Regions from separate parts of the Homo sapiens genome. Here region 1 is linked to region 2. The links are chromatin contacts, found by Hi-C in ENCODE. All regions are on one chromosome and are shown on one strand. Each heading gives the region's core, a stretch centred on a gene start or an enhancer-like site at or near the end of the contact. The rest is flanking DNA. Distances are from core to core; before and after follow the strand shown. Region 1 has its middle 110 kb from the start of ADRB2. Region 2 holds the start of SH3TC2 (SH3 domain and tetratricopeptide repeats 2).

The links. A loop is a pair of places that touch in the nucleus more often than their neighbours do.
Region 1: a map of PC-3 shows a loop between it and region 2 (8-fold over the local background). The contact joins the enhancer-like site here to the promoter of SH3TC2 in region 2. A Hi-C loop is called at or near these places in 1 of 168 maps with a recorded cell type or tissue (PC-3).

The regions. Positions count from the first base shown.
Region 1 is chr5:148,937,945-148,942,316 of GRCh38, reverse strand. No RefSeq gene overlaps it. Among named protein-coding and RNA genes, the nearest start is that of ADRB2, 110 kb to the right of the region's middle. Within about 2 kb of position 2,441, at least 3 of the 41 ENCODE cell types and tissues checked have a DNase peak (open chromatin) inside an H3K27ac peak, as active enhancers do; they include PC-3, where a contact is called at or near this core.
Region 2 is chr5:149,060,476-149,064,668 of GRCh38, reverse strand. It overlaps SH3TC2 (SH3 domain and tetratricopeptide repeats 2), which reads left to right and starts at 1,607. Exons shown (of 17, transcript NM_024577.4): 1 at 1,607-1,698. The coding sequence starts at 1,647. MIR584 (microRNA 584) reads left to right here and starts at 2,260; the gene lies at 2,260-2,356. It overlaps SH3TC2-DT (SH3TC2 divergent transcript), which reads right to left and starts at 1,352. Exons shown (of 3, transcript NR_122044.1): 1 at 995-1,352; 2 at 311-419. RefSeq lists a silencer at 1,349-1,643.

The sequences.
Region 1 (4,372 bases), core at 1,192-3,691, 120 kb after region 2:
CGGTGGGAGCTGTAGACCGGAGCTGTTCCTATTCTGCCATCTTCCATCTGAGATATTTCTAACTTTTTGCTAATTTCAGCATTACCAATAATGCTGAAACAAACACTGTTATCAGTTAGCGTCTAGTCAGGAAAACAGAAAACCTTCTTAGGCACTTCAAACAGAGGGGATTTAATGCAGAGAATTGGTCACCAAGGGGATAAGAGACTTGAGAAGCCAAGTAGGAAGGTGAGGCTATTTAGAGACTAGGAACAACAGGAAGATGTGACCCCCCCCTACAGCTGGAGAGCACTCCTAGGAGGAAGTGGTGTTGGCAGAGCACAGAAGTCAGGGCAGGCCCTGTGTTGGGAGCTAGGACTGTGAAAGGTGCTCTGGGACAGAAGGGAAGAAACACCTTAGTTTCTCTTTTCCTCCCTCTAGCTTTTCACCAGTGCCTCCCATTGACCAAATCTGCCCAGAAGCCAGTGGGCAAGGAATCCTGGGAATATAGTTTCCAGCAATGAACAGAGCAGGGAGTGCATTTGACAGCAAAGTGGCAACAGATAGCTTTATGAATACCTCTTGGTACAATTGTTTGTGTTTTTCTAGCACAGGCAATGCCAGGAGTGGGGTTACTCAATCATAGGATCATATACCTTTTAATTTAGTACATGCTGCCAAATTGCTCTTCAAAGTGGTTGTACAAATGTACATTCCCACTAGCATTGTATGGGTGTACCCATTTTCCAACGTTTGCCAGCACTCAATATTAACAAATGTGTTCATTTTTCCTAATATGATTAGTATCTACACTTATTTCACCCTCCACACAGCCAATCGTCCAGGCAGGTCAAGGCCCTGGGGGTGCTTGCATTACTCTATTCCAGTCCTAGGAAAGAGTCAAGACAGGGCTTTAGAGCTTCTTTTCAAAAACCCAACTCTAGGGGCTCTGGAGCTTTCACCAGTTCCTTTTGTTTCAGCCTATTTTTGTCCCCAAAGGATTTATGAATTAGATCTCTGTTTATTTTCATGATGTCCCAGGGCCTTGGAGGAGGTGAGGACTAGGTGTCCTTGGCACACCTCAGGACTTAGGCAGGTTCTCTGAAGTCCTCATTGTGATGTGGCATCTCACCTCTCTGGGAGCTGGCCACAGTAGTTTTTCAGTGGCCACCAGAGAGTGGCCAGTATAAGGAGGAGAGGGTGGAGGCAGGTATAAGGAGTGGAGGAGGGTGGTCAGTGTATTGAGGAATTACTAGTCAAAAGATGTGGGCTCTGCTCTAGTTTCTGCCATTAAGTAATCCTTGAGAACCTCTTGCTTTGGGTTGCATGTGCCCTTTAGGGGCATAGAGGAGACCTCCTACTATCCAGGGAACTCCTACTGCCAAAGTTGGAAGAACCCTCTGGAATCATCTCATGCAGACCCTCTCATTTTACCAGAGGGAAACCTAGGCTCAGAGAGGGAAATGGACTTGCCTAAGAGGTCAGCTTGAGCTGGTGGTAGACCTTGAACTAGACTCTCCACGGTAGGTTGAAGAATGCACACATCCCCACCCCACCTACCAACCTAGCCATGTCCTAATCTCAGGAACCTGTAAATAATACCTTATCTGGAAAAATGGTCTTTGCTGATGTGATGAAATTCCCAAGAGTTTGAGAATTAAGAGATTATTTTAGATTATCCAGGCAGGCCTTATATGCTATCCCAGTATCCTTACAAAATAGAGGCAGTTAGAGATTACTGAAGCAGACAGTTGAGTGAAGCAGCCACAAGTCAAGGAATGCTCACAGCCACCAGAAGCTGGAAGAGGCAAAGAAGAGTTTCTCCCCTTGAGCTGGTCCACCTTTGGGCCCAGGGATAGTGATTTCAGATTTCTAAGACAGTGAGAGAATAAGCTACCAAGTTTGTGGGAATATGTTACAGCAGCCACAGGAAACGAATTCATTCTCCATCTCCTGGTTTCTCCTTCACTATACTAGCTGTTTCTTTATGTTTTCTTTAATTACCCACTTCCACAGTTCTCTGCACAAATGAGATCAGAGGGGGCTTTATATTTGCCTTTGAGTTTCCTGACCTCAGGATCCCTTCCCTGACCATTCCTTTCAGCAACCCCCTGCATGTCATGTTAGGGGCCTGGGTTTCTGCAGTAATACCATGAGCTGAATTGGGGATGTATGGCTGCTGAAAGACTGAAGGTTGTCGGGTGTTGGGAAAATAAGTGCCCATGATCAGGGCTTGTGGGAGACCTGGGTTCTTGTCTGAGTTCTGCCTCTAATTTGCTGTGTAACCATGGACAAGGACATTCACAGTTCTGGACCACAGCTTTCCACAAACACAAGACAAAGAGGTTGATCCAATCAATTTTCCGAAAGGGTAGTTCACATAATACTAGTGGTATCTGAGATGATTTCAGGCAGTAAAATGGTGAGTCATTGAATAGCACTGATTTGCAGAGTCAATATTCCCTTTCCAATTCTGAGTCAGTTCTTCCTCAAGGAAAAAGTCTTAGGTTAATGCTAACATCTCCTTAACCACATTTTAAAATGTGCTGATCTCCCTTTTTATTGAAATTTGAGTAGACTCCAGGCTGAAAGCCTTTAGCAGGTGATAACCATCAAATTTAATAGAACTATTTTTATGATGTTTGCACTTTACAGTTACCTTCTATTTTTGGCAAAGTATACTTGTTTTTCATTTCTAGTAGTGTATCAATCAGGATAAGCTAGGTTATATCCTGGTGACAAAACACTCCAGCTATCTCAATGGCTTAATACAACAAAGTTTTTTTCATGCTCATAGAAAGTCTGTTGTGGGGCCACATGACCCTATAGGCCTTAGAAAACCTAAGCCATTGCTTTCACCAGAATCCCCTGTCCAAACACAGATTGCTGCCCCCTCCCGCCCAGAGTTTCTGACTCAGTAGCTCTTAGGTTGGGCCAGAAAATCTGCATCTGTAACAAGTTCCCAGGTGATGCTGTTGCTGCTGATTTGGGAACCACACTTTGAAAAACTACAGCTCTACAACAACTACTCTCAGCTGGTGACTTAGCAATCCAGGTACAAGGTGAATCCTTGAGCATCTCCACCTGGAACATGCAGCCTCCTTGTCAGAAGCAGCAGCACTGGAAAGATTCCCAGTAGTAATTAATTGCTCTGGCTGGCTGGGAAGTGACACAAGTCTCTTCTTCCCAGCCAGAACCATCATGAGGTGCCACCTAACTCAAGGCAGAGTTCAAGGAGGAGGCGGGAGGTATAGGGAGTTATCATCCTCCCAGGAGCCTCGAGAGACAAGAGGACTGAAGAGGGTGAGCAACTGGGGAGAAATCTCATCTAAAACTAGGCATTTTAATAACAGACAATGATTAAAAATGTCCTTTAAAGAAAAGAGTTCTTAAAGCAAAATGTCACTTAAAGAAGAATTTAAGGTAAAGAATGGTAGAGAGGGTATGTGCTATGGCAAAAATAAAAAAGCGGGTATGAAAATGGGCAGTCGGAAAGGTCTGTCATCCTGTGCTCCTATTGCACTGTCATAGTCAGTGACAGAGACTGTAGAAATTACCCTGCAGAGATCTTCAGGCCACGCACTGCTGCCAGGAATCTCCACCTGAGGTTTCCAGGAGTTACAGCCTGGAGGGATGCTGACCTCATATCTCCTCCCTTTCTGTGCTCAGAACTTTCTATTCTCTCTTCCTCTTCTTATACCCCATCCTCTATTGTCTATCTCAACATGTTGGAAAAAACAAAAAACAAAAACAAAGACAAAGGATGATTGAATACTTTTGTCCCCTAGGTAACAGCCTTTTGTTAGTCACCACCAGCCTTCATACCTGGCTGACTCCTTTTCCCTCAGTCTCCCATGGCTCCTGAAAATATAAAATGAGACTATGCTTTGGACAGAAGAGGCTCAAGTGTTTTGGAATAAAGCCAGAATGTGGATCAGCTGGGGATAGAGTTGGGGGAAAGAGAGAGAAAGAGAGAGAGAGTGAGAGAGAGAGAGAGAGAGAGAGAGAGAGAACCCTGACTCTTGTTCTTGGTGCTCCATGTTTCTTTCCATTTCTCATATTTTAAAATAGGCACTTTGGACAGTGTCTGTCAAGCAGCATGAATAACGCAGCTTCACAACAGTAAATGGTGTTAGGCTCAAAGCCTGCCAGTCTGCGGCGGACTCCAGGCCTGGAGAGGGGTCTGGGGGAGATGACTGGTGCCTGGGGAGCTGAGAGTAGCAGAAGCAGTTTTGTTTGGGAGGAGGTAGGCATGTGTTGAGATTCTGGCTCTATGCCCTGTTATATTCCAGGAACAACTGCTTGTCATTTATATCTGTGCTCTTTCCCATGCTTTAGAAGGAACTGTTTATGAGTAAAGAGTAAAAAACTATTGGTAAAGATGTCATAGGTA
Region 2 (4,193 bases), core at 358-2,857:
AAGTAGAAATGATGCCTACATTATGGGGCTGTTATGGGATTTGAATAGAATAATGTACAGTGAGAGCCTGGCCCACAGTAAACATTCAGTAACTGTGTCTCAGGATGAGTCAGGATGGAGACGGGAGCAGTGCTTCAGAGACAGGCTCAAGACCCTGTCCTCTGGGGCTAGGCTGGTGTGTGAGGTGGATACTCCTGATCTCTGGTGGGACTGACCCCTAGGCCATTCTTCACCTGGTCACCCAAGTGCTCCTCTCAGAATATAAACTTGATCAGGCCACTGCCGTCCTAAAAATGCTGGTGATACTGACCTCAAGTTCAGCCTCCAAATAGCCTGCAACATAGGCCTGGCAGGACCTTCTCTTGGCTCACACCTCCTGTTCTTTGGGCCTCTCACCAGGGTCCTTTCACCACTTTGCTCTAGTCATGAAGGAAACATTGGGTGAGCAGTGCTCTTTGAGCTTGGTTGTTAGAGCAGTCATGCTTCCGTCCTACCTTGCTGGCATTCAGCCATATTTTCTCCATCTCCTTTGCAAGATCTCATGGGAGGTTTTCTGAAATTTAGCCACAGTGTCAACTGGATTCCCCTGCTCCACTGCCTATCTGAAACAGGAAAGAGGTTAGTCTTGTGGGACCAGTTTTGCTTGCATACCTGTAGACTTGCTGTATTTTTTCTTTTAGTTTTATTTTTAATTGACACATAATAATTCTACACATTTATGGGCTAGAATGTGATGTTTCAATATATCTATGTATTGTGTAATGAACAAATCAAGGTAATTATCATATCCATCATCTCAAACATCATTGTTTTTTTGTGGTGAGAACATTCAAAATCCTCTCTTCTATGTTGAAATATACAATACGTTATTAACTGTAGTCCCCCTACTGTGCAATAGAACACTAGAACTTACTCCTCCTATGTAACTCTAACCTTTTACCTATTGACCAACCTCTCCCCATCCTTTGATGTATTTGGTTCTCCATCCCCTCACCTGTAAAATGCTGGGCTTCATCAGGTGATCTCCTGGATTCTTTTCCTGCACACCAGCAGCTGGGGGTTTGCATGTTCCCCAGTGAGGAGCTGGCTCATTGATGCTGCTAGGTCCAAGTGAAATGCTGCACCCACAGCTCCAACTTTATCAGAGAGCCAAGGGAGGCCTTTGCAGAGAGAGACTGGGTGGAGATCACTGTAAAGGGGTGGCAGGCCAGTCAGTGTGGGCCAAGTCAGTCGGGGAGGGAGCAAGAAGAGCAGTCTTGATCTCTGGGATGTTCTCTGCCCTCCTCCCCAGCCCTGGCTGCCCTCACAAGAACCAAACTGTGTATCTCAATCCTAGAATGCGAGGAATGTGCTGCAGGCTGATAGGCATGAAGCGATCTGCTGAGAGGCAGGGAGGAGCCCTGTTCCCCAGGCCTGACAGTGCAGGAGCTGTGGGCCTGCAGGCTGGGCTGGGCTGCCCCTCCCACCCTCCCTGGGCCTCCTGCTGTAGCCGGGATATCAAAGGCTGCATTGTGCATTGAGCAGGCCTCGGTCCCTCGTGTGCCAGGGAGGAGGCGGGAGGAGGGACACCGTTGGGAGGCTGTCCCTTGCAGCACTCTTCTGGCCTGTGTTCCCAAGGGCCTCGGCCAGGGTAGGATGGTACACACATGGGTGGCTGCTTCTGCATCCCCAGGGAGCGGAGTCTGACCCGGGGCCCAGGTGAGTTTCCCAGGGGGCCCTTGGCCTGTGGCTTGGCCAAAGTGGATGGTCCAGTAGAGGCTCAGGGACCTGCTGGGTTGGAGAAACTTTTCTCCCAAAGATGGGGAGATGATTGTGCTTTCTGGCTGCCTCTCCTTCCTCCCTGGGTAAGTGTTTGTCATGCTGGCTCTGTAAAAAGGGAGCAAAGCCTGGAAGCATCTATTTTTTCCTGAAGAAAGAGCCTTTGAGTTTACTCTGTCAGGAGCTGAGCAGCACTGCTCCTGGCTGCCACTCCCAGGGTGTGACTAAGCCCTTCCTTCCTTTCTTCCCGAGATCCCCCCAGGACAGGAAGAAAGTTCAGGCAGTGAGTTCCTCTGTGGCCTATGGGTGGCCATAAACTTGGCCTTAGTCATTCAAGCCTATTTTTGTCAGGGTTGCTGTTACTGGAGAAAAACAGGCAGTTTCCTGCCTCCACCTATTACAGAGTGATTTGTGTGTGAGTGCATGTGTGAGTGTGTGCATCAAGTTGAGGCAATGGAGAGTTGTTGCTCTAAGAAATTGTCAACTCATGGGAGAGTGACTTAGGGTGACCAGCCATTATGGTTTGCCTGGGACTGAGGAATTTGCTGGGATATGTCAGTTCCAGGCCAACCAGGCTGGTTGGTCTCCCTGAAGCAACCTTCTTGCTTTTTTTCAGAGGAGAATCAAGGTAGGGCCCTGTGTTCTCTTGTGTGGTGTTTATCAGGATGAGTGGTGGCTTTGGGGAAATGTGGGGTTAGATTGGTGGGGGGAGGCTTGCTTGGGAGATAGGGGAACATTGCTCCAAGGAATCATTCCTAACCCTTGTTAGAACTCTGTGTCTTCCTGGAGCTCCACCATGGTTCCTGAGAGAAGGAGCTAAGGAGCATCCCCTAGCTGAGGGCTTTCTACTCTCTGACAGACAACTTTCTTCTTTAGTCTTATGACTTGGGCTTGTAGAAGGCACTTGAGGTCATTAAAGTGAACCCAAAACAACCATATTCTGCTTCCTCTGCTTGAAGTCTTGATCTAGGCACCTTGGCACCTACAGCAGGGAGTGTCCCCCCAAATGATGCCCTTGGCACAAAAGGCACGACTTTAGCTATGAACAATTTCGCTTCTCCAGATTTCTCAGATGTAAACACTTTTCAGTCCCTCCCCCTAAGTCCTATTGTCATTGTGCCCCATGAGAGTAGAAACAGCATGGAGGGAGACGTGCAGGACCACTGGTCGGAGATCGGGGTTCTAGATCTGACTTCCTCTAGCTCTAGTTATGCAGTTGTCATCTTGGCTACTCACTTGGTCTTTGAGGCCAAAGTGTCTGGATTTTATCTTGGTTCTTTTACTTGCCTCGACAACTTATTTAACTTCTCTGTGTTTCAGTTTCCTTATCTGTAGCTTTTATGACATGATTATGTCTTCTTCATAGAGCTGTGGTGGAGATTAAGTCTACATGTGAAATGGTGAAACAGTCTGGTGCACAGTTAGTTGAGCACAATAAAATTCACCATTGTTAATTCCATTTTGATGACCCCAGTATAACTCGCGCTCTCCCTGGGCCTCCATTTAATCATATATACAATTTTAGGGTTGTAAACTGCTGTGTAGAGGTGCCTCAGAGAGCTCTGCTCATGTTCCCTCATTCCTACCTAGAGCGGCTCTGCTTCTAGTTGACATCGTCCTTCAGCCAAAGATTTCCTGTAGAACAGAGTTACGCAGCTGAAAACAAACAAACAAACAAACAAAATATTGAAAAAGGTCAAAATCATAATAACACTATCATTCAATTACTTTATTCTTTCACCTTCTTTTTGCCATTGATTACTGGCTGGCACCCCGCATTCACCTTTTCACCAAGAGTTAGCCTGCTATGTATCTCCCTCGAGACTTTTCATGCCATTCCCCCATATTATTCCCTGTATGTGTCAGGGCCTTTCCCTAGCGAGGTTGATATTGGTGTTGTAGGTCCAAGTCCAGTCGATCTGGATATTCCCATTCCAGATTCCCCTATTTATCCTAGAGAAAAGGAACAAAGTATGAGACCCATCCTGGAGCAACTTAATAGTTGTGTGACCTTGGGCAAGTCCCTCATGTTTTTTGAACCTCAGTTTTCCTGGCTGTAAACTGTATCTAATGGTGGTACTTATCCCATGGAACTTTTGTGAGGATTAAATTTAATAATTCCTCTCATGGACTTAGCACAAGGTCTGGCTTTTGATAACCCTTCAGTAACTACAGGCTGTTTTATCGTTAGTTAATATGGGCCACTCCTACATCACTTCCTCCTAATTCCTTACTGGTCTGGAGAAGTCTGTACTTATGTTTCCTGGGGTGCTTCTGCCTTGTGTCTGTTTAAGTGAGAGTTAACAGCAGACACCAAAACAGTGAGTCCTCAGGGCTAATGGACACAGGAAAGGAGAAGGCTCTTGATAGCACTGAGCACTGGACAGCTGCCAGACTAGTTTGTGTGGAGTGACACAATAATGAACGTTGACTCT